Regions from separate parts of the Homo sapiens genome. Here regions 2 and 3 are each linked to region 1. Evidence: chromatin loops called from intact Hi-C (ENCODE). Cell type or tissue: K562. All regions are shown on one strand.

Region 1 (8,000 bases):
TTGAGCACTGTGGAATGGAAACAGTTCTCCTTTAGGAGTCAGAAGTTGACTTTTGATTCTGCGGCTGGCTTGCTGTGTGACCTTACGGAAGTCATCCACAGTCTCTGGGCCTTGGTTTCTCAGGTGGAGAATGAGAGGATTGGCCTGGGTGATGTCTGAAGGCTGCCAGCAGATCTGTCCCGAGTCTGGAGGGGATGGTGGCTTTAAGTGGCATCCGTGTGTTGGTGGCTCCCATATTTGTATCTGTGGTCACAACTTCTCCCCCGCCCTGTGTTTCCACCAACCTACTTGCTGGCTGTGCTCAGGCATCTAACAGACATGTCTAATCTGATTCAAACAACTCGTGAGTTCTGTCCTACACCCTCAGCCAGAGCAAGTCTTCATCAGTCACCTCTTCTCAGGAAGGAGCCCCTCTCCTCCCAAATGCAATGGCTATGGCCCTAGGGGCCACGTTTAACTTCTCTCTCACTTTCTGGTGTCCCCCTTCCAGCCCATCAGCGAGTGCTGCCAGGTCTGCTTCCTAATTCATCCCCATTTCTTCTCTCCACCTCCGCCTGTCCAGCCCCATCACACCCCACCCCAATCTCCCTGCTTCATCATTTGGCAGTGTAAAACTCAAACCGAGGTCAATTTCAATGACTCCTCATCACTCTAAGAATACAATTCAAGTTCTCTCTAATGACCAAGGATGTTCTATAACAGTGGTCCTCAAACTCACCTGCAGATTGGATGATTTAATACATGGATGCCTGTGTCCCTCACCCTTGCTGACCATATCCAACCTCTTCCTGGCAGAGCCCCACTGCCTCCCCACCTCTCTCTGTGTTGCTAGCATAGCCCTGGGAATGTCAGCTCCATGGGGACAGAGAACTTACCTGTCCTGCTCATCTCTGTCTCCCGATGTCTACAGTTAATAAACAAACACTTCTAAAAGGACGAATGAATAATTAAGTCAAGCCCTTACTTGAGGTGCTTGAAACATGCCAAAGTGCATTCAACATCGGAACTAACTTCCCATTACTCCCCCCAGGGTGCTTCCTGGCACTGGGCTACAATTCCTGATGGCTGATTCTGGGTGAAGATGCTGTCTCTGGAAGGCCCCTGATCAAGGCAAGCCACTACCCAGAGGTGGGAACAGGTGACCCCAGTGCCCCCACCCTATTCCATGAGCATAGGGCTCAGCCTCCTCAGCTGGGGAGGCTGCCGGGGGAGGAAAATTCTGCCTTAACGGGGAGCTCTCAGCTCTTGTGCAAGTCGCTTCTCTTCTCTGGGCTGCACCTGAGCCCCCTAAATAGAGTCTGAGATCTGCACTGCACAGGATGGTTGCTAGGGTTTGATCAAACAATGGGTGGGGAAGAGTTTTGCTGAAATCATAATTCCATATTTGGATAACCTGACAGCCCATTAATTTAACGAGCCTTTCCTGAGACCCGTTGCTGGGCACTGAGAACCTAGAGATGAATAAGGGAGGGTCCCTAGCCTTGAGAAACAAGACCCATCCTTGGTGGTTGGGGGCCCCAGGCAAGACGCCCCCCACCAAATCCGACCCCCAGCCCCCAAGTTGCCATACCCTAGTGCATCACCAGAGGGCAGCAGACAGCTTTGCAAGTGCTTCCCTCCCTGGGGAGCTAGGCTGGTGTCAGAAGGGTGTGTTCTGGGAGTTCCAGTGGCCTCCTTGTGGGTCCAAGGTCAAATAGAGAGTGGGGGAAGGTAGGTAGAGAACTCAGTGGCAGCTGTGGATGCAACAGGGATCATCTCAATTCCCTGCCTCAAATGTCTTCACTAACCCAAGACCCAACCAAGGAGAAATACCCCTGACCCTCCTTCTAAATTGGAAACGGGAGCCTCCTTGAAGTTCCAGGGGCCTCTGGGGCATCAAGATCTGGAGTCTGTGTTGCAGGGGAGATTTGAGGACCACAGAGGGACTCCTAGCCAAGAGATGCAAGAATGCATGGGGAGAGAGGGAATGAAAACACCGTGCAAGCCTGTGTGCACAGGATGGCAGGAAAAGGGCACCGCAATAGGAAGTGGGCTCTTGGAAAGGGGGGAGAGAAAGAAGAGAAGAATATCATTCTAAAAAGGAAAATCAAAGACTGAAAGTCAAGGAACAAGAGGAGAAGAGTGTCCACCTTCAGTAACAGGAGGTGGAGAGAGTTAGGGAGATGGTGCCGGTCCTCTGTGGAGCTTGCTCCTATGCATGAGGTAGGAGCCATGGAGAAGAATCAGCCCTGCCCTGTCTGGGCTGCTCATGGCCTTGGTGGAGACAGTAGACATGCGAGTGGACAGGTGGGAGCCAGCAGGAGAAGGCTAAAGTGGAATGCATGGGGCGCTCCCTGGGCACAGCAGGCAGGTTCAATTCTGCCACTGGGGAGAGGGTTGGGGAGGGCTGCTGCGTCAAGCTGAGCATTGGAGCTTGGGCCTGGAGCACCTTTGGGCTTTGAAAAGGCAGAGAAGGCCAGGCAGCCCCTGAAGAAGGAGAGAAGAAGTGGGAACCTGAGAGGTCAATGCCGGTATGGGGGAGGCAGTGAGAAGGTGCCAGGGGCAGGGGAAGATGGGGAGCAGGGGAGTGTGCCCAGCTCCATGGGGACTGAGGCGGAGCATTTGAAACACATTAGGTTAAACAGATTTCTCCTCTAGTCAATGGAATTGATGCTACCAGCCAAGAGAGCAGAGAAAATGCAGGGCACTGGCTTCCCAGGTCCCTCTCCCAGAGCCAAGAGTAGGCATCACTTGCTCTCCCTGGCTGTGGCATCCAGGGGCCTGGGACTGCCAAGCTGTGGCTCTTTTTAAGGTGATGACTGATCCTGGCAACTTTCTACTTGGAGGGACCAAGCATCCTGGGTAGATCCTCTGTGTACACACGCACATGTGTGTAGGGGTGGAGAGACAAGCTCACGTGTCAGTCTCCCCTACTAAGTGACCTGGCACAGGGTGGGCATCAATTACTGTTTGTTGGGGCTGGGCACAGTGGCTCATGCCTGTAATCCCAGCACTTTGGAGGCCAAGGCGGGTGCATCACTTGAGGTCAGGAGTTCGAGATCAGCTTGACCAACATGGTGAAACCCTGTCTCTGCTAAAAATACAAAAAATTGGCCAGGTGTGGTGGTGGGTGCCTGTAATCCCAGCTACTCGGGAGGCTGAGGCAGGAGAATCTCTTAAACCTGGGAGGCAGAGGTTGCAGCGAGCTGAGATCGTGCCAGTGCACTCCAGCCTGGGCGACAGAGCAAGACTGTGTCTCAAAAACAAACAAACAAACAAACAAACAAACAAACAAAACAATTACCATTTGTTGGATGACCTGCTCACCATGCTCCATGGCCCAGGGGCCCCACAAGTGGACCTGGCTCCAATGGCCCATGGAGTGCCACAGCTTGGGCGTTAACCCAGGCTTCCCACTGCACGACCTGCTTGACCTTGGACAAGTGACCATTCCTCTCGTTCTTCCATGTCAGCATCTGAATAACAGGATTCAATGAGTCTGAGATCTGTGCTCCACAGGTTAAACCAGATGATGGGTTGGGAAAGAGTTTTGCTAACTGTTTGAAATGATAATTCCACATTGGAATACAACCCTTCAGCCCATTGATTCGACAAATCTTTACGGAGGCCCTGGGCATCTATCCCAGGAGCTGGGCTGAGCATGGAGGACCCAGAGATGAAGAAGGGAGGGTCCTAGTCAGAGAGATGAGAACCAGGGAGGAAGGCTGAGAGCAGATTCCTGCAGTCTGAGCGGAGCGTTGCTCTGGGACCTGACAAAGGGGGGCCCCCCTTTCCTAATTAGAGCTCTGGGGGTAGGAGGCCTGGGATTGGGTCCAGTGGAACTTCTAGCTGGAAAGCATGCGCACACTCTATCTCTGGGGAGAGTGTCATGGCCAGGGAGCTACAGAAAGAGCATCTTGCTCCTGGCCTTCCCTTTGGCCTGCAGGCAAGGCCTCACTTCCTGAGGAGTTTAGCCCAGGGTCTGGCCAATGAGTGCACCACACATGCCAGCTATTATTGCTTTGCTAATGACTGGCAGCCCAGGTATGCGGGCAGCTCAAGCTCCAGGGCTGGCTGGTGCCTGTGAGTTCACTCTGGCCTCAGGGAATGGACTCTTAGGTCACTGGCTGGCCTGGCTATTTCATCATCTTCAATTAAAAGTGGTCTGGCTTTAGGGGCCTTAGAATAACCACCTGTTGGCAGATAGGGACCAGCAACAATTAGAATTATCTATGCCTTGGTGCCGGCCATTGAATTCTTTGACCCCAGTGTGCACATCCGAGCAGGTGGATGGGATTGTGTGAAGCGGGCTTTCCAAATCTCACTGCCCATATCTTAACCTGGAAGACTTTTTAGCAAATGAATTCCAGGTTCCCCAGGTCTTGCTCTGGGCTTGAATCAAATTCTGTCTTGGTGGAGCTCAGCAATTGGTATTTTAAAGCAACTTCCAAGGTGATCCTGATGCAGGCAGTCAGTGAGCTGGCCTGTGGTATAGACACCACCAGTGGGTGGCTTGTTGCTCAGTTGATATGTAATTTTATATTTATTTATTATTCTAGAGAAGAAGTCTCACTATTTTGCCCAGTGTGGTTTTGAACTCCTGAGCTCAAGTGATCCTCCCACCTCAGCCTCCCAAGGTGCTAGATTACAGGCATGAGCCACTGGCCAGTTGATGGGAAATTTAAGGCTGCTGAAGGCTGCTGAGCATCCCCCTAGTGGCTGGGAGGAGACCTGCAACCCTGTCTTCTAAAATCACCCCTGATTTTGAGAGGGGGACCAGGTTCCCACTTGGGGTGGAAAGCCAGGGGCTTTCAATTCTAATGCTAAGAGGCATAATCTGTTAAAAACAATAAAATAAACAATTCCACTCTCTCTCATTCACACTCCTGGATGAACTCTGGGTGGGAGAGAGAGGAACGGGTTTCCAGCAGGTCAGGAACTGAGCGTATTCTTGGAGAGTTAGTTTCATAAGGGCAGGGCCTGTGTTTGTTGTTGCTGAGTGCCTGGCAACAACAACGTGTGTTTGCTGAGTGGTCAAAAGAATCAATAAATGAATGACCACTTCATGTGGCAAGCAGCACCTGTTAGGTATATTTTAGAGAAAGAAGACGTATGCTTCATGAAAATATACAGAGGGAGAAGGGAGCTGGAGAATTCAGACTTTGAAATCAACGAGGGTCAGATGGCACTTTTCTTTGTATCAACTGTAAAAAAAGAGTTTGGTCTCCACATGAATAGATTGTAGAAGGATCATTTAACTTTTCAAAGGGAAACAAACCCCTCTGCTCTTTGAACCAAACAGTTAATGTGCCTATTTAAAAATCAATCCCTTATTTTTTTCATTTGAACAGATTCCAGAGAGCTTCCGCTTAGAAGCCATTGTCTGCCCATAGAGTGGTCTTGCCACTACTTGGTCAATTTCCTCTTGCCATGCCTTTGCACACATGGGGCCCTCTGACCAGAGAATCAGCTCCCAGCTCCTCTTTGTCTAAAACCCACTGATGCCTCTAGAACCACTTCAAATGCCAGCATCACCCTGATTTCCCCAGTCTCTGCATCTCTGATTCATCATTGTATTATATCTGAATCTTCTCTATGACAGCGATCACTTTATTACTTGAATTGTTAGCTATTTATCTCGTGTTTTATCTCCCCTTTCTCTCTTTTCATTCCACAAATATTTATTGTTCCTTTCTAAATGCCAAGTAGGTCCTGGGGTTACTGAGATGAAGAAGATATAGCTGAGCCTTGGAGGAGCTTATAGGCCAACGGGCGTGAAGGGAGAGGAACAGGCTGTAAGCTCCGAAGAGGCAGGGGCTGATTTTAGCCACTTTTGTGCACCGTAGCTATGTGCCTCAAATGCAGCCAACGCTTATTGTGCACTGTTGAGTGTACATGTGAACCGATGCACCTCAGAGTAATAAAGGAAGTGGCATTTCTTCCAGCGCCCTGCATTCTCAGCCTCTTTTTTTCATTTACTCCAGCTCTCCCGAGTCTCCCTCCTGATAAACATACATCAAAAGGTGCAGCCCAGCATTGGCTTTCTCTACATGGCCCCCAGGTCCACCCTGCCCCGCCCAGCTGTTCCCCACCACCTGTGGCTTTCAGGATGCTTCAGGAAATGGAAGACACAGCATGTGTGTGGGAGGAGTGGTTGAAGCCTCGCTGTGATTCACCCGGACCTCCAAGGAAGTCACAGCTGCCCTCTGGGATGGCCACATTCCATGGGGAGGGGCTTCAGGACACGCTACCTCAAATACGGCACCTTGGTATATTGAATACTTTATACCTGGAAGTCAGATTCCAGGCTCCTCTGTGGACGGCTTTGTCTTCGTTCCCTGGCACTTCCAACCCACCCTCTCTACCCAGGAACTAAGGTGAGCTTGACAAACCGCATATCAGAGCATGCCATACCCTTCAGCAGCTTCTAGGGCACAGAGAGTGAACGTCAGCTGACCTCCCCATTCACTGTGCTCTGGTGGCAATGGCCCTCTGTCAGCTCCCAGATCACACCAAGCTCTTTCTCACCCCAGGACCTTTGCACTTGCCATGTCGTCTACCTGGAGTGCCCTCCCAAGCCCCAACCTTGCCTGGCTGGCTTCTTATACTACAGATCTGTGCTCAGATGTCTCCAGATTCCTGGAGATACATTCCAGGTATCTCCTATGAGGAGCTGTGCAATGCCCTCACTCCATTATTCTCACCCCTCTCTATCACATTTCAGTTGGCCTTCCGGATCCATGGGTTCAGAATCTGCAGATCCAACCAACCGTGGACCAAAAATATTCAGAGAAAAAAAATAATAATGCAACAATATAAATAATACAAATAAAAATATAGTATAACAATGATTTACCTAGCATTTACATGATAGTAAGTATTATAAGTAATCTAGAGATGCTTTAAAGGATCCAGGTGGATGTGCGTGGGTGATGTGCAGATGCTGTGCCATTTTATATGTGGGACTTGAGAATCCTAGGATTGTGGTATCTGCTTGGGGGTGTCCTGGAACCAATCCCTCATGGATCCTGAGGGACAGTTGTACCTTATTCCCTTCACCACACTCATCACACACTGTAACTGTTTTTCCTTATTATTTTAAAGGCATTTTTGTAGTGTGTCTCTCCTCACCCACTAGATCAGAAACCTCCCGAAAGCAGGTCTGATTATGTCTTGTTCACCACTTTATCTCCATCATTGTCCCTGATATATGGTAACTACTCAATTCCTTTGTGATGAATGAATGATGTGAGTGTTGGGGGAAGGAACGGGGGCCTGGATGTTCCTTTCCTAAGGTGTCTTGTTCATCCACCCCAGCAGCAAGTGTTGCATTGAAAGGACTCCACCACCATGTTCACCACGAACTCATTCACCCCACAGATATTTACAAATCATCTACCACATGCCCAGGGTTGGGTGCTGTCCTGGGGGTTGGGGAGAGGATGGTGGTGAAAACATCAGACCTAGTCCCTGTCCTCATGGGGCTTCCAGTCTAGTGGGGGGGCGGGCAGACTCTGAAGACATAGCATCAGTCGGTGAGCTTGAGCAGTTGGGGCTGACTTCCTGTAGGAAGCAACCTTTAAGCTGAACTTGAAAGGACAAGTAGGACCTTGTTGGCAAAGAGCATTGGCCAAGGTGTTGGAGGGATCTGCAATAGCAGGTCGGGGGCAGGAATACACTGAGCCCCTCGAATCTAGATTCCCTGCACCAGTGAATTAAGGCCAGTGAAATCTGTCCAGTGTTCCTCATCGCTTCCTGAGCAGATCGAATGGGACAAGGGCCTCAGGGTGCTTCAGGAAATGGAAGACACAGCATGTGTGTGGGCGGAGTGGTTGAAGCCTCACTGTGATTCACTTGGACCTCCAAGGAGGTCACAGCTGCCCTCTGGAATGGCCACATTCCATGGGGAGGGGGTTCAGGACACGCCACCTCAAATTTGGCACCTTGGTATATTGAATATTTTAAGCAGATGGAATTTGAGAAATGGCAGGCGCAGGAAGGACTCTCTGACCTTTCCCTGA
Region 2 (8,000 bases), 280 kb before region 1:
TGGGAGGATCACTTGAGCCCAGGAGGTGGAGGTTTCAGTGAGCTGATACTGCACCACTGCACTCCAGCCTGGGCAACAGAGTGAGACCCTGTCTCAGAAAAAATAAAAATAAAAATAAAAATAAAAATAAAATAAAATAAAATACAATGGGAATAATCATGCCCACCTCTCGGAGGGGCCAGGAAGCTGAAATAAAGTCACATCCAGTCCATCAGGGAGTCCTGGTTGGTGCCTGATATGGTTTGGCTGTGTCCCCACCCAAATCTCATCTTGAATTGTAGTTCCCATAATCCTCACTTGTCATGGGAGGGGCCTGGTAGGAGGTAAATGAATCATGGGGGCGGTTACCCCATGCCGTTCTCGTGGTAGTGAGTGAGTTCTCACGAGATCTGATGGTTTTATAAAGGGCCTTTCCCCCTTTACTCAGCACTTCTCCTTCCTGTTGCCATGTAAGGAAGGATGTGTTTGCTTCTTCTTCTGCCATGATTGTAAGTTTTCTGAGGCCTCCCCAGCCCTGCGGAACTGTGAGTTAATTAAACTTCTTTCCTTTATAAATTACCCAGTCTCGGGCAGTCCTTCATAGCAGCCTGAGAACGGACTAATACAGGGCCCTACCTTCAGAATACATCCTGGCTCTGATCTCTTCTACCCGCCTCCACTGGGCCACCCTGCTCTGAGTTATCATCCTCTCACACCTGGACTCTAGGCAGCCTCCTCACTGCTCCCATCCCTGCCCCCTACAAGTCTCCACGCAGCAGCCAGAGGAAGTTATTTAAAATTTTTTTTTTTTTTGAGATGGAGTCTCGCTCTGTCACCCAGGCTGGAGTGCAGTGGCATGATCTCTGCTCACTGCAAGCTCCACCTCCCAGGTTCATGCCTCCTGCTTCAGCCTCCTGAGTAGCTGGGGCTACAGGCGCCCACCACCACGCCCGGCTAATTTTTTTGTATTTTTAGTAGAGACGGGGTTTCACCGTGTTAACTAGGATGGTCGCGATCTCCTGACTTTGTGATCCGCCTGCCTCAGCCTCCCAAAGTGCTGGGATTACAGGCATGAGCCACCGCGCCCGGGCTTTTTAAATTTTTTTTTGGAGATAGGGTCTCACTCTGCGGCCCAGGCTAGAGTAAAGTGATGTGATCATGGCTGATTGACCTCCCTGAGCTCAGGTGATCCTCCCACCTCACCCTCCTGAGTAGCTGGGACCACAGGTGCACACCACTACACCTGGCTAATTTTGTATTTTTTTTGTAAAGACAGGGTCTCGCTATGTTGTCCAGGTTGGTCTTGAACTCCTGAGCTCTAGCAATTTGCCCACCTCGGCCTCCCACAGTGCTGGGATTACAGGCGTGAGCCACTGTGCCAGCTTCAGAGAGAGCATTGAAAAATATGAGTCAGATCCTGTTGTCCCTCTGCTCAGCACTCTGCAGCAAGCCCCAGAGTAAAGCCAGAGTTTTTCTGGGCCTCGTCTCCTGCTACTTCCACTTTGTTCCAGCCCCTCTGGCCTTCTCGCTGTTCTGGAACGGGACAGCCTCTTCCTGCCCCAGGGTCTTTCCACAGGCTAAACCTTCCTCACATGCCTGCTTGGCTCATCCCCTTACCTCCTTTAGGTCTTTGCTCAAAATCATCTCTCAGTGGGGTCCACTCTGAGCACCTGATGAAAACTGAGATTCTCTCAGCAGGATCAATCCCTTTTCCCCATGCAGTTTGTCTTTTTCTATTGCCCTTACCACCTATTACATAATTTACTTATTTATTATGATTTAATTTTCTTTCTTTCCCTGAGAGAAAAATCAGCTCTGCACAGTCATGGAGCTTTGTGTTTGTCACTACTATCTCCCAAGTGCCCAGAAAAACACCTGGCATATAGTAGGTGCTCAATAAATGTTTGCTGACGGCACATATGGAAAGGTCCCAGAGTTCTGCCTGGGACATCTAGGCATTTGAGATGTGGTAGCAGCTGTCATTACAAATCCTGAGAGGTTCTGTTTTTGTTTTTGTTTTGATGGAGTCTCACTCTGTCTCCCAGCCCGGACTGCAGTGGCATGATCTGAGCTCACTGCAGCCTCTGCCTCCCAGGCTCAAGTGATTCTCCCACCTCCTGAGTAGCTGGGATGACAGGCCTGTGGCAGCATGCCCTACTGATTTTTGTATTTTTAGTAGAGACGGGGTTTCACCATGTTGGCCAGGCTGGTCTCAAACTCCTGGCCTCAAGTTGTCCATGATGAAAGGTTCCTGTGTATTTCAAATGGCCTGTGCAGGTGACCATCTGGCAAAGCCATCAGTGATAAAGAAAAGCCAGGCCACGGCAGAGGCCCTAGCCAGGCCCATATCCCAAGGGCTGTTGACTGACAGCTCAACCCTTCTCCAGAGGCTGGAAGTGGTTCAGAGCTGGGAACAGAGAGAAAAGCAAGGTCCAGAGAATGGGGGAGTCCCCTCTGTGGGTGAGAACATCATGCTCAGCCCACTCGCCATGGAGCTGGAGGGCAGGACACCTGCGTCCATGAAGGCCTAAGAGCAGCCCCACTGTTCAGTCCATACCAGACTCTGCCCTGGATACTGGTACCCTGGGATGAGCGTGCAGAGAAGGTCTTGGAGGAGCTTTGGAAGGGCTTCCTGTGTTCAGTCATCTATCTGTTATTCGGAGCACAGAAAGGCTAAATGACTTGTCCACCTTTATGTGCCTAGGAATTAAAGGGGTCTGCCTGGGTCTAGGCCTGTCTGATTCCAAAGGTTGTTCTCATCTTGTTTGTGTAGGTGCGGGAACCAGCACAGTGTATGGCCCCAGGGGGTGGGGGTTCAGGAGATTTTTGTGAAAGACCAATAATTGGAGAATGTGGGCTGTTCAAATGTGTCTTTGTCCTTGTCCAGGCCTTCTCAGAAAGACAAGTGGGGGCAATGGATCAGGGACAACTTTCTGAGGCCGGTGGGCTCTGGTGAGCTCAAATGTGGGGGAAGGAAGCCCCAGATGCTAAAAAGCTGACTCTGTCTTCCACATGTTCAGGGAGTTTTGCCCAGAAGTGAAGACGGGGTGGAAACTCACTCGTCTGTGCTGGTCCTTGTGGGGGAGGGCTGAAGGGAGGGCTGAAGAGAGAGCGAAGAGAGCTTTCTACATTTCATCTCCACTGCTGAGGGTCCTGCCCGCTTTGGAAGGCACCACTTTCCTGGGCCCAGAGAGGCTCAGCTAGTTTTCTGTGGTCACAAAGCATAATGTTGGTGATGATGGTGATGATGATTATGGTGGTGATGGTGGCGATGAGAGTGTTGATGATGATGGCAGTGGTGGTGACAGTGATGACCTGGTGAAAATGACCTGTTTGTTTACTGTGTGCTTATTATGTGGATCTTTTTCTTTTTTGTGAGATAGGGGCTTGCTCTGTCACCCAGGCTGGAGCACAGCAGGGCATTCACAGCTCACTTGCAGCCTCAACTTCCTGGGCTCAAGTGATCCTCCCACCTCAGCCTCCTGAGTAGCTGGGACTACAGGTGTGCACCACCATACCCAGCTATTTTTTTAAAAATTTTTTTATAGAGATAGAGTCTCACTATGTTGCCCAGGCGGGTCTCAAACTCCTGGGTTCAGGTGATCCGCCTGTCTTGGCCTCCCAAAGTGCTGGGATTACAGGCGTGAGCCACCACACCTGGGCTTGAGGCAGGTCTCCTAAGGCCCAGCCTTAAAACTCACACAGCACCACTCCTGCTGCATTCTACTTGTCAAACAAAACCAAGGGTAGGCCAGATTCGGGGGTGGGGGGGGAGGCGCGGAAATAGACGGCACCTTGGTGTGGGAGGACAGCTGAGGATAATTTCTTGCCTTTTACCGTCCACCATAGCCGGGACTGGAGCCTCAGTCTGAGTCCAAAGACCCCCAGAGGTGTGCTCCTGACCCCACACTGACTGGCTTCCACTTTCTCCCCAGCGTCTCTTTCAGGTTTGTGTTTGTGGGGAGGAGTTAGGGGAGGAGGCCAAGCTTGTTTCTGTGGCCTCTCACCTCGGCTTCCCGCTCCCTCATTCCTGCATATTTTTGTCGTACTCCAGGGCTCAGCCCCTGGACCAGCTGTCAGCTCAGTCAGGGACCTGGTGCTGGAAGAACAACACAGATGGCCACTGGGGGCCAGCAGAGTCAAGGCCTGGGCGAATCCGTCCCAAGGAGCTGGGTCCCTGGTTGGGCTGGGGGCTGCCCTAGGCAAGACGGAGCTGGGGGTCGGGTTGGCCAGATGTCACTCACTCCCAACCCCTTCATCCAGAGCTTGGTGCTGTTTTTACCCTCTTATGCAGTGAGTCCGTGGGGGCGAGGGGACTTGAGTGCCAGTCTTGTCTCTGTGTGACCTTGGGTAAGTCACCCTCCCGTGCCTCCTGGGGCTCAGTTTCCCCATTTGCACAGGGAGCTGGTGGATTGGTTAGTTTCTGGGGAGGCAAGGCTGCCTGGTGCCTCCCGACTTCTAGTCCTCTGTTCTGTCTGTGGGACCTGCAGGCTCCTTTTCATGAGCAGAAAGGGCTCCGTGGCTTAAAATGAGGTTCCCCCTTGACAGCCCCTGCTGGGCCCGGGTAGCCCTGCTCTGGAGGACAGAGCCCCTCCTGAGCCAGCTGGGCTGCGAAAACCTGTGTGCTCCCCTGGTAGGACGAGAGGTCCTGGATTTAAGCAGAGGCTTCTCTCTTCTCTCCTTCCCTCTACCCAGGAGACCCCTCCAGCTCCTAGAGGAGATCCCAGGTCTCAGCTGCTGCCCACCTGGTGAGGCCTCAGAACCGATGAGGGGACATGGGCAGGGAGGGACTGAGCCAACAACACCCTCATCCTGGCTTCGGTTTTCAATTTTTTCTTTTTTAAGAGACGGATCTTGCTCTGTTGCCCAGGCTGGAGTGCAGTGGCACAATCATGGCTCACTGCAGCCTCCAACTCCTGGACTCAAGTGATCCTCACACCTTAGCCTCCTGAGTAGCTGGGACTATAGGCATATGCCACCACGCTCAGCTAATTTTTAAAATTTTTGGTAGAGACAGGGTCTCACTGTGTTGCCCAGTCTGGTCTCCAACTCTTGGCCTCAAGCAATCCTCCTGCCTCTGCCCTCCAAAGCACTGAGGTTACAGGTGTGCACCACTGCACACGGCCAGAATTTTTTTTTTTTTTTTTTTTAAGTAACAAAAACAAGATGGGATTGTGGGCAGGGCGATTTGACCCAGCTTAATAGGCTTGGGAACTTGTTCTGGCTGCCAGGGTGGGTTCCAGGCCCTGCGGCTCCCTGAGGCTCCCCACAACTCTGTCCTGTTACACTTGTCACATGGCCTTGTGGTCTGGGAGTGTTCTGCAGTAGTGTCTGAATCCACTCTGTGTCCCCGGGCCCCAGTTTGGCTCCTTTCGGGCAGCTCAGTAGTGGTGACTAGCATTCACATATGTGCCCAGCACCACGGTAGGTCCTTCTTGACCCCTTCTCCTTGGAGAAACTCCATGGGGGAGATGCCTTTACTGTCCCCATTTGCAGATGGGTAAACTGAGGCCCAGAGGCCTAGACACATTGCAGAGAGTCATGCTCTTAGTAGGTGGCAGAGACAGGATTGGAACCCAGGTCCACACTGCTAATCACTTTACTGCTTCCCAGTGAGCAGAAATTGAGTCAATGAATGGCTTCCCTAGACCCGGGTCTCAGAGTCTTGCCAAGGCTGGACTCAGGGCAGTGGTGGTGGAGAGTCCTGGCCCAAGTGGGACCTGGGTCGAAGTAGTGGTTTTGTCAGCTGCCATTCAACATCTCTGTTGGACACCGAGCTCAGGGGGCAGGGTGGACACCCATCGTATTTCTTGCTGCATCTTTGTGCCTGCTGGATGAGCAAGCCCAGTGAGAGTTTGTTGACTGACCATATGATTGACTGAGTGAGACCAGAGTGGCCCTGTCACCTCTCTGGGATTTTGGTGCTGGCTGTTCATGGTGGCTCTGGACCCAGAGCCTCTTCGAAACATTAAAACCCTCTTTCATGATTGATTGTTCAATTGACTAGTTGATTTATTCATTTATTCAACAAATATTTATTGAGTGCCTCCTCTGTGCGGGGAATATGCAGCAAACTAAAGAGACAAGGTCCCTGCCCTTGAGGCTCACACCTTAAGGGAGGGAGACAAAGAAAGAAACAAACAGATCATCGTGGATTGCAGGAGACGTGAACAGAGGGATGAGATAAGGAGCCACTGGGGCGGCGGCTACTCTTAGGGGTGCACTATGAGCTGAGACCTCAAATTATGACACTGCTGAACAAAGGCCAGAGGCTTTGGGCTTCAGGTAGAGGGAACGGTTGGTGCAAACATCCTGAGGCAGCAATAGCTTGGTGTGTTGGAAACAGAGGAAGGAGGCCCGTGTGGCTGAGATGGAATGAGGAGACGTGGTGGGGGTCTCCCAGGGGACAGATAAGGGTGGCTTGACTAGGGTGGGGGCTGAAGAAATAGAGAGATGTGACAGACATGAGCCACCATGCCCGGTGGCTCATGCAAGAAATACAGAGGAAGTGAAACCACACATTTGCGGGCACAGTCTCTCCCTGCTGCAGGGCTTCCCAAAGAGGAAGACATGAGGGAGGGCTCCCTGGAAGAGGAGGGCTTCCTCTAGGCTGGAAGGACTGGGGGGTCTTGGAGCACAGCGGGAGCAGAGAGGCAATCCTTGGAACAACATGGGTGTGTGTGGGTGAGGAGGACGAGGAAATACAGGGATGAGCGAGGCGGAACTGTGCAGAGGTTTAAATGGGCATTGATGCCAGCCACACTTGCCAGCTCTGTAGCCTTAGGCGAGTTAGCTGACCTTGCTGAGCCTCAGTTTTCTCATCTGCAAAATGAAGCATGCAGATCCCTCTTGCAAAGGGTGTGTCAGGACTGAATGAGATTATATGCATAAAGCCGGGTACAGGGGTTGAGAACTCCGATCCTCCTCATCATGGTGGGGTCCTTGTTTCAGCTCCATTCCATTCCAGTCCTCAACAGTGTGCCTTGGTTTCTCTGCAGAATGGGGAGGGTAGGGCCTGAGCCCACTGGACAGTGAGCACCCCTCCAAAGACCTTAGATGATGGAGTGGCTGGGGTCAGGACCAGTGTTGTAACTGCTCCCCCTGTCTCTTCTGGGTGTTCTCCTATTCCCACTCCAGCTGCCACCTGGAGGGACCAGTTTGCAGCAGAGCTTCCGACAGTGTCACTCAGAGAATCCTCCCAGAGGCCAGGACATTGTGTAAGCCAGCCAGTGATATTTGCATTGTCATTTGCATTTCATTTGCATGCACCAGTTTAGACTGCACTGTCCCTTCTAAAGCAGGGTTCCCAAGAGGCAGCCTGCATGGAGAATAATACAAGGCTTGCAGTTCCCAGGTCCTGGGTTCGTATGCTCTTCCCTTGAGCTTTGGTCCCCTCACCTATAAATGGGAATAACCTGGCCTCCTTCACAGAGGCCCTCTCTTGTTCAGCAAATATTGATTGAGTTTCTGCCATGAGGTAGGTGGGGATGAGTGACCTGGGGACCCACTGTGACAGGGCAGGCCCTGGGCCCTGCCCTCATGGAGCTTACCTGCAGTGGGAAGACAAAAAATAAGTCGACTAATTTCTACGTAAGAGAACCACGGCTTACAAGGTGTGCAGGAAGGAAAGAAGCAGAGCGTGATGAATGAGTGAGCAAGTCTGACCTCAGCCACACACGCTCCTGATTCCTCTGTCCCCAGAGCAGGTGGGCAGCAGGTGGCTGGGCTCACTGACCTGGCAACCAACAAGGAGCTGATCCCTGTCCACTGTGTCCTGCCAGAGGCATCGAGGTGGGATGAACAGCTCAGTCCCTGTCTCTGCGGTCTTGAGATATCTGCCCTCCAGACCTGGGCCAGAAGTAAGGGTGGTCAGTCTGAGCAGCAGGGCAGGACTTGACTCAAGGATGTGGATGGGCGACGCAAGACACTTGCAGGCTCTATCAGCCAGCGGGAGCGATTTGCCGGAACCCTTGTCTTTCAAGGTTCAGAGAGAAATAAAAATGGAGGACGGGATGGTGGGG
Region 3 (8,000 bases), 380 kb after region 1:
CAAACTGAAATTCAGGATCCTAATCCCAGCATTGCCGTGACCTTGCTGTGTGACCCAGGGTAGGTGCCTTCCCCTCTCTGAGTCTCTGTGTAACAGCGGAGTTGAGTGAAAATATGAAAATATTTTTTTAAGTCTTTCAGCTCAGGATAGTGGAGAGACCTCAGGTCTGAGCCAAGTGCCTTGTTTTGCCCCTCCATGCAGAAAAGGCCTGCCCCCCTCCCCCCTCTGTGGGGAGAAGACGGAGGGGACAGGGGCCTGCGCTATTTTTATCCCAGATTAGGAGCCTCTTGCCAGTCGCTAGGCCCGCTGACCCCACACTTGCTCCTCTGAAGGGCGCGCGAACTGCTTAATCAGACCGCTCTCGGCACAACTGATTAATAGAGGTTCCTGCTTTTAAAAAAAGAAAGAAAGAAAGGAAATGCTTCTGTAAATCAGCTGTTTATTTAACTTTCCCTGGCATTTAATGATTGCGAAGCTTGGGAGAGAAGGAGAGATGGAAAATTAATTTGAGTCTCGCCAGAAAAGCCAGTCAGGGAAATAATGAACTTCCCAAGTCTTATGGGGAACAGAGACAGAGGAGATGCCAGGAGGAGACAGAGCCCCTGAGCCTCCATGCTGTGGGCTGGAGCTGGGCTCTGCTGAGTGGCAGACAGGCAGCCCATCCTCCCTGAGCTGCTGTCAGATAGGGAGGGTGAGAGTCAGGCAGGGTTTTCAGCTTCTTTCAATATGCAAAGCCTCGTCAATTTCCCCCCAATCTTGTTAAAATGGAGGAAAGCAGAAGCACAGCAAGGAAGAGCCAAGAAATTGCAGATAATAACAATTGCTGGATGTTTTTGTGTTTGTGTGCTCAGATACCCAGCAGAACTCCTCCCCAAACACACACCTCCCCACAAGATGGTGGCATCGGGATGGAGAGGAAATGGGACTAAGAGATGTACAACTCCAGAGTTAAAAAGTTAGTAGCACCTCGAAGGTCATCTACCTTGAGTTCCTTCTTCTACAAACATGGAAACAAAGACCCAGAGGGAGGCAAGAGTTTGCCCAAGACTACATATTGGGCATGGAACAGAGCCAGAGCTCAAGCCCAAACTTCAGTTCCTGGTCTGGCTATCTCTCCACCAGAGGCTGTGTAGAAGATAATTCCATTGGCTGTAAATGACATAAGGGATGAGGGTGATTCCAGCAAAAATCCCATGGCTGATTCTCATTGGAACATCTTGGCTCACATGCCATTCTGGAACCAATCATGTAGCCAGGAGAATGGACTCTACTGATAGGCTAGACATGGTTCAGGTGACCCAGCCTTCCTGCCAAGGCCAGGGTCAGGTGACCTCAGCACCCCTGCTGAAACCACATGCCTCAGCCACATGGTAGGCTGACACTCCTGCCTGGGCCTTGCACTCTCCCACCTCTGAGTCTGTGTCTACATTGTCCTGTCTTCCTGGGTATTCTGAGATACTGCAAAGCCCAGTTGAAATACCACCTCCTACAGGAAGCCTTCTGTGACCACCTGGTCCCAAGTGTCGTCTCTCTTCTAATCTCCTGTTGGTCCTTCTAAGATGCCACCACCCACTTTGGCTGTGTGTTTTAGTTAGCTAGGCATGTGCCTTGTCCCACTCACAGACTCCTGGAGGGCAGGGACTTTGTCTTATTTATCTCCCTTGCCCAGGGCTCAGCACTGGCACACAGTAAGATGGATGTATGATGGAAGGTTGGATGGATGAATGGATGGATGGATGGATGGATGGATGGATGGATGGATGGATAGATGGATGGATGAATGAACAAATGAATGAATCAGAGCTCATATGGATGATTCAGAAATCAGACACAACAACCTCTACACAGGTATCCACAGTCCTCTTTGATAATAAAATGACAACTGGTCCTGCCGAGATGTTCTTCCTAGTATCTGACTTAAACACTTCCTGCTTTTTTTTTGGTGGGGCTCTATAGAGACAGTCCTCCCCACTCTCCCCATAAAAGTCTTCCTTTCCAGCTCTGCTCTGACTTCTTCCCTCGCAAGCCAAATCCCTCACTTCAGGACTCAGCACGCACAGGCTGTTGCAATGTCTTCTTCCAGGGGTAGCGGGATCCAGCCAGCAACAGCTTCACTGGGTGGGTGTGTTCTCAGGAGAGACCTGGAGGCTGGTGCCTGGAAAATGCCACCGCCTCTCCCTGGCTCCTCCTGGCAAGCCCATCTCTGCACCCCTCCCTTCCCTTTCAGCAGCCTGTCAGAGGCTGATGGCTGATGAATGGGAAGCTCTCGCCCTCTCTTCCCTACCCAACATCACCACCACATCCTCCACTCTGGCCCCTCCTGGCTCTGGGTAGTGGTGAAGCTATTCCTAATAAGTTGGCACTCAGCCTGGCTTTTGCCACTCAAGGGAAGGCAGCTCCTTGCATGCTGTGCCAGGATGCTGATAAAGGAAAAGAACCATCTCCCTGCACAGCGGGCATCAGGGAGGAGCTATCCTCCAAGCCTGGCACTCAGAGTGTCCTCATCTGGACCCCAGTGCTAAGCTGCCCCTCCATATCTCAGGCTCTCCTGAGATCAGAAGCACCCAATGCCTCTGTCTTCCTGAGTTCTTCCCCGGGAGCCAGGAAACGTGGGAGCCAGAGAGGTTCTTAAGGATCTTCCTGTACAAATGTCTCATTTATAAGATGGAAGGCCAAGGCTGGGGTGAAGAAGGAAATGTTCTCAAGGAGGCAGATTTGCTCCAAATGCAGACGAAAACTGTCAGGACCATCTGGAGATGGAGTCAGAAATTCTGTTGGTGCAGCCGCCCTGGGACCCCACTCTGAATATCATGAGCTCCCCAATGACATTGCCAGCTCCAAAATGGCATAAATGTGCTTGTTTCTCTCAGCGTCGTAATGCTGATGCTTGGCATTGTGCCTGGCATATAGTAGGTGCTCAATAAATGTTTTCTGAATGGATGGTTATAGAACAAACTTCATTTATTAAGCAATAGCCAATATGGATTTAATCCTAGGTAAATTCTTGGTCCCCTTTTCGAGCAGCTGCAGAACCCCTGGGATGGCCTCTGGCGCCCTCTAGAGATCTGGAGAACTTGTGTTAGAAACACTGGTCTTGCCCACATGGATCATTCATCCATCCATTCATTCAGTCCACAGATCTTTACTGAGCACCTCCTATGTGCCAGGTACTGTTCTCAGTGCTGGGGATACAGCAGCAAACAAAAATGTGTTGTAGAAATTATCAGGTATGGGCCAGGCGCGGTGGCTCATGCCTGTGATCCCAGAACTTTGGGAGGCTGAGGCGGGCAGATCACAAGGTCAGGAGATCGAGACCATCCTGGCTAACACGGTGAAACCCTGTCTCTACTAAAAATACAAAAAAAGTGGCCTGGCGTGGTTGTGGGCACCTGTAGTCCCAGCTACTCAGGAGGCTGAGGCAGGAGAATGGCGTGAACCCGGGAGGCGGAGCTTGCAGTGAGCTGAGATCGCGCCACTGCACTCCAGCCTGGGCGACAGAGCGAGACACCATATCAAAAAAAAAAAAAATTATCAGGTATGATGCTAGATTCTCACAATAAGCAAACAAACAAAGAAATATATAAGGTAAGGGAGACAAATGCTTTAAAGAATAGGGAGTGACGGGGGTGCTAGTTTAGTTAGGGTGGTCAGGGAAGTCTTCTTCACCGAGGTGACATGTAAAGAGATTTGAAGGAAGCAAGGGAATAAGCCATGCAGATACTGGGGGAGACCATTCCAGAGGGAGGGCTGCAAGGTCCTGGTATGTTCCAGGAAGTTAGAGAAGGTTCATGCAGCTAAGGTGGAATCAGCAAGCAGGGAAGTAGCAAGACACAAAGTCAAAGAGCTGGAGAGGGGCCAGATAGACCCTACAGAGGCTAGAGGAGCCCAGGAAGGACCCTAGATGTTATCCTGAGTATAGCACAATCATTCGAGCACCTACTTTGTGCCAGGCAATGTCCCTTACTGCTATTTTGTGGCTCTGTGACAGTTGCCCTCTGTCAAGATCTCTAGGGCTGAATGGACCAATGGGTTATGAGAGAGAAGAGTGTGTGTGGCCATAGCTCAGCCACAAGCTCACCATGTGGTTGTGCCCCCCATGTTTAACTTGACCTCATAAATGCAAGGAGAACAGAAAGGGGTGGGGTGTCACCAACATGCATCAAGCACCCATCATGTGCCAGGCACCTCCCACATCATCTTACCTGCCCCAGTAAGCATGGCTGCCCTCCATTTAGAGAGGGTCTGGATGGTGCAGGTACCCCTCATCGGGAAGAGTTTCACCGCTACTCGGAGCCAGGAGGGGACAGGGTGAGGGAAGTGGTGGTGATGTTGGGTGGGAGGAGGAAATGACACCTTCCTGTCCATCAGCCTCCAATGGGCTGCTGGAAAGACAGGGAGGGGTGCAGAGATGGGCTTGCCAAGAGGAGCCAGGGGAGAGGTGTTGGCATTTCCCAGGCATCAGCCTCCAGGCCTCTCCTGGGAAACATACCCACTCAGTGGGGCTGGATCCCTCCTCTTCCGGAAGAAGCCATTCCAGCAGCCTGTGTGTGCTAAGTCCCAGGGAAATGAGAGACTTGGCTCCAGGAAGGAGGAAGTCAGAGTGTATCCCAAAAGGTCACCCGGCTGCCAGGATTCAAGCCCACGTCTACCTGGAGCCAAAGCCGAGGATGCTCCATAAAGCAGCAGGCATCCTCCAGCAGCCTCCCCAGTTCCCTCCCAACTACTGAATGGAAGGAAGGTTCTGCTCTCCCAGTTGGCACTGAGCAGGCTACTCTCACCTGCAAGAGAATTACTTTAAACTCAGGAAATGCAAACCAGTTTTGGCATCCATCAAAATAAAAGTTCCCTTCCCCCAGAAATAAAGGACATAATCTCTTAGGCCGCCTTGAGGTGCTTGCATTTTGAAATAGGAACTTGGTGAAGGCATGGCTCTGGAATGGCAGACTCCAAGCACATTGGCAGTGGATGAGCGATGGAAATATTTCGGGCAGGGGCCCTTCCCAGCAGCCATCATTCACACCATACAGGCTGCCGCCTACTCCATTTGTACATAAGGCTGGGTTTGTGCATATGTGGGTTCCTGCAAACAGTTTTTAAAAAGCTCTCATCTCAGGGAAAGTCTATTCATAGACTCTTAGAGCTGGAGGATCCTTAGAGAGCATCCTAGTCCAATCCTTCTGTTTCCCAATGGGGAAACCGAGGAAGCTCCTCATCGAAGGTCACACAACTGCGTTCAGGAGCAGAGCCAGGATCAGAACCGTTTGGCTGACTCTTGGCCAAGATCTCTCCCCACAACATCACATTGTTTAATTCACCCCCAGAGTCAGACAGACTGGGTGTGATGTTCCGCTCTGCTACTCCTTAGCTGCGTGGCCTTTGCTAAATACTTGAACCTCTCTGGCCATAGACTTCAAAATGATGGTGCCTGCATCGTCTGCTTAAGTGAGATGTGTGCTTGGCCCTGAGCAAGTACTCAAGACTAAAGTATCTATCATCCTCATGTCTCAGGACCTCATTTCCACTTCTTGACCTCCTGTGACTCAGAGAGCATCACCTCCTGCTCCCAGCAAACACAAGCCCCTCCTGGAGCAAAAGAGCAGCACGGGACAGGAAGCAAGGCTGGGGCTTCCCTTTCCCTTCTACCCTATGGCTCCACTGTGCTGGACCAACCCAGAACGTCCTACAGTGGGGGACAGGAGGGGTGGAGGAGAGAAAGAACTGGGTGGATTTTTCCCCAAGCCCTGCAATGCAGACCTCTCAGGGGAAGGCAGAGGACCAGGCAGCAATACAGGGTCAGATAGGAACAGGACAAACATTCATCTCAAAGGCAGGCACAGCCTCAGCACCTGCTGCCATGGTGATAAGAGGCAGGGGATGGGGTTTTGGGAAGCAGATAATGAAGGAATAATGGAGAGCGGAGACACTCAGGGTTCAAGGACTCCACTCACTCCAGCCAACTTTCAGATCCTCAGCGGTGTCTTGTGGGTGGCCAGCCAGGAAAGCTTGCCCCATGGGTGGACACAGGACAGAGGGTGCCATCTGCTGGCCCCAGGGACTCATGGCCTCCATCCCCAGAGGACCAGCACAGACCCAAAGCCTGCCAGAGCCTGGCAAGTCTTGGGAGAACAAACTCCTTTGCTTTGCAGATAAGAAAAGGGTGCCCCAGAGCATGGGAGGAGGACCCTCTCCTATCTCCACCCCTCAAGTACATGCACTGGTAAGGACGGACCCAGGACTCTTAAGTTCTCTCTCTCTCGCTCCTTCAGTCTTTTCTCCATGGCTCCTGTGGGCAATCTTGATTAGACACAGACATCATCGCTGGATGATGAACATTTGGGGCCCAGTTCTGGGGGACGCTTATCTTGTCAAGGGGCTTGGAGGATGAGCAGTTGAAATCGTTTCTGTGATTCGTTGTCCTTTGGAGGAAAAATCTTTCTTGAGATGGAGAATGGGAGCTGTCCCTGGTGCTGACTCCTCTCAATGTCCCGTCTAGGTGGCTGTCTGGGCTTGATCTACTTGTGTAACATTCATGGAAGTCCTTTAATGCCAGAACAACTTCTCCTGCCATTTCAAATCTTCTGGGTCAACTCCAATTAAGTGAAGTTGATGGCAGATAACATTTGGGCCAGATGCGATGGCTCACCCCTGTAATCCCAGCAATTTGGGAGGCTGAGGTGGGAGGATCACTTGAGGGCAGGAGTTTGAGACCAGCCTAGGCAACATGACAAGACCCCATCTCTACAAAAATTCAAAGAAAAAAAAACATAAAATTAACCAGGCATGGTGGCATGCGCTTGTAGTCTTAGCTATTCAGGAGTCTGAGGCGGGAGAATTTCTTGAGTCCAGGAGTTCGAGGCTGCAGTGAACTATGAATGGACCACTGCACCCAGCCTGAGTGACACAGCAAGACCCTGTCTCTAAAAAATTAATAAAAGTAAATATTTTAACAAAACTTTCTACCAAACATTACCATCAAGGCAAACATTTATTGAGCAGTTACTATGAATCAGGCAACACTCCAAGGGCTGGATATGTCATGATTTATTACGCTGACAATAGTTGTATGATATAGGTACCATTGTTAAATTCTCAGTTTCAGGTTAGGAAACTGAGGCACAGTGAGGCTGAATAACTTACTCAAGGTCATGCAGCTAGTAAGTGGTAGAGCCGAGGTACACACTAGGCAGTCTGTATCCAGAGTGCCCTTACTTACTTGATGTCATCACACTTCTTCCATCCCCTTGCAATCACGTAATGCAACTGAAGGACAAATGTAAATGATTTTGTATTATCTGCTGCTTTGCATGATTAGCGACATGGCTCCCTTCCATAAGTGCAAAAACCAGGAGCTGGCTGGTGAAGACAAGGGCTCACGTCCTTCCTCTAGAGAAGGCTTTACTGGGGTCAGAGGGAAGCCCAGAAACAGGGGAGAAATTCCCCAGGCACTTAGTAACCACATCCAATTGTCAGGTTGGGTCTGAAGGCAAGAGATCAGGACCCTGGGGACAAAAGATGCAGCCAACAGGAAGTGGGGTCAGGAACAGCAGAGCCAGGAGAAGCAGACCTGGGTCCCAGAGTGGTCAGGGTAGGACTGACCTAGAGGAGACTTCCGAAAGCCTCTGGGCTAAGCTCTGTGATGTGCTACCCAGGCAATCCTTCAGGAATGAAAGACTGGAGAGACTGGGCACCCAGCTACTGGGAGGGCTACCAACTCACAGATCCTAATTGCCAGCCCCCTTCGAGGATTGCCTCAGCTGGAGAAAGTCACCACACCCAAGTCTTGCTCACTCCCCAGGGAGACCCACACCTAGCCCTCACCCCCAACTTGGGCAGACTCTGAAGAGCCCTTCAAACTCTGGCTAGCCAAGTGCCATTGGCCAAGATCATTTTGGGACTCTGTTCCAGCTCAAATTCTCCCTCTGCCCAGTTCTGTTTCCATCCTCTCCCTTCCATGGGTGGTGTTTCCAAAAGGCTTCCTAATAAACATCCTGCATGCTGAG

The links. A loop is a pair of places that touch in the nucleus more often than their neighbours do. Peaks named below come from ENCODE experiments on the same cell type or tissue, not always from the same donor. Only the 100,000 strongest peaks of a DNase experiment are listed, where the experiment ranks them.
Region 2: a loop joins it to region 1, with 3 times the contacts of the local background. A loop is called at or near these places in 20 of 110 quality-filtered maps.
Region 3: it touches region 1 in a loop (6-fold over the local background); 4 of 110 quality-filtered maps call a loop at or near these places.

Annotation. Positions count from the first base shown.
Region 1 is chr1:18,296,596-18,304,595 of GRCh38, reverse strand. All of the region lies in intron 3 of IGSF21 (immunoglobin superfamily member 21), which reads right to left. It overlaps LOC124903863 (a long non-coding RNA gene), which reads left to right and starts at 6,265. Exons shown (of 2, transcript XR_007065516.1): 1 at 6,265-8,000. RefSeq lists enhancers at 3,854-4,481, 6,486-7,011, 7,305-8,000. In K562, CTCF peaks have their summits at 1,578 (motif pointing right) and 4,694 (motif pointing left); DNase peaks (open chromatin) are centred at 1,585 and 4,715; H3K27me3 peaks cover 269 bases.
Region 2 is chr1:18,571,873-18,579,872 of GRCh38, reverse strand. No RefSeq gene overlaps it. Among named protein-coding and RNA genes, the nearest start is that of PAX7, 55 kb to the left of the region's middle. RefSeq lists enhancers at 3,565-4,142, 4,143-4,721, 7,497-7,996. In K562, a CTCF peak has its summit at 4,106 (motif pointing right); DNase peaks (open chromatin) are centred at 680 and 4,102; H3K27me3 peaks cover 1,518 bases.
Region 3 is chr1:17,918,095-17,926,094 of GRCh38, reverse strand. No RefSeq gene overlaps it. Among named protein-coding and RNA genes, the nearest start is that of LINC01654, 140 kb to the left of the region's middle. In K562, CTCF peaks have their summits at 3,059 (motif pointing left) and 6,058 (motif pointing left); DNase peaks (open chromatin) are centred at 3,044, 6,054 and 6,474.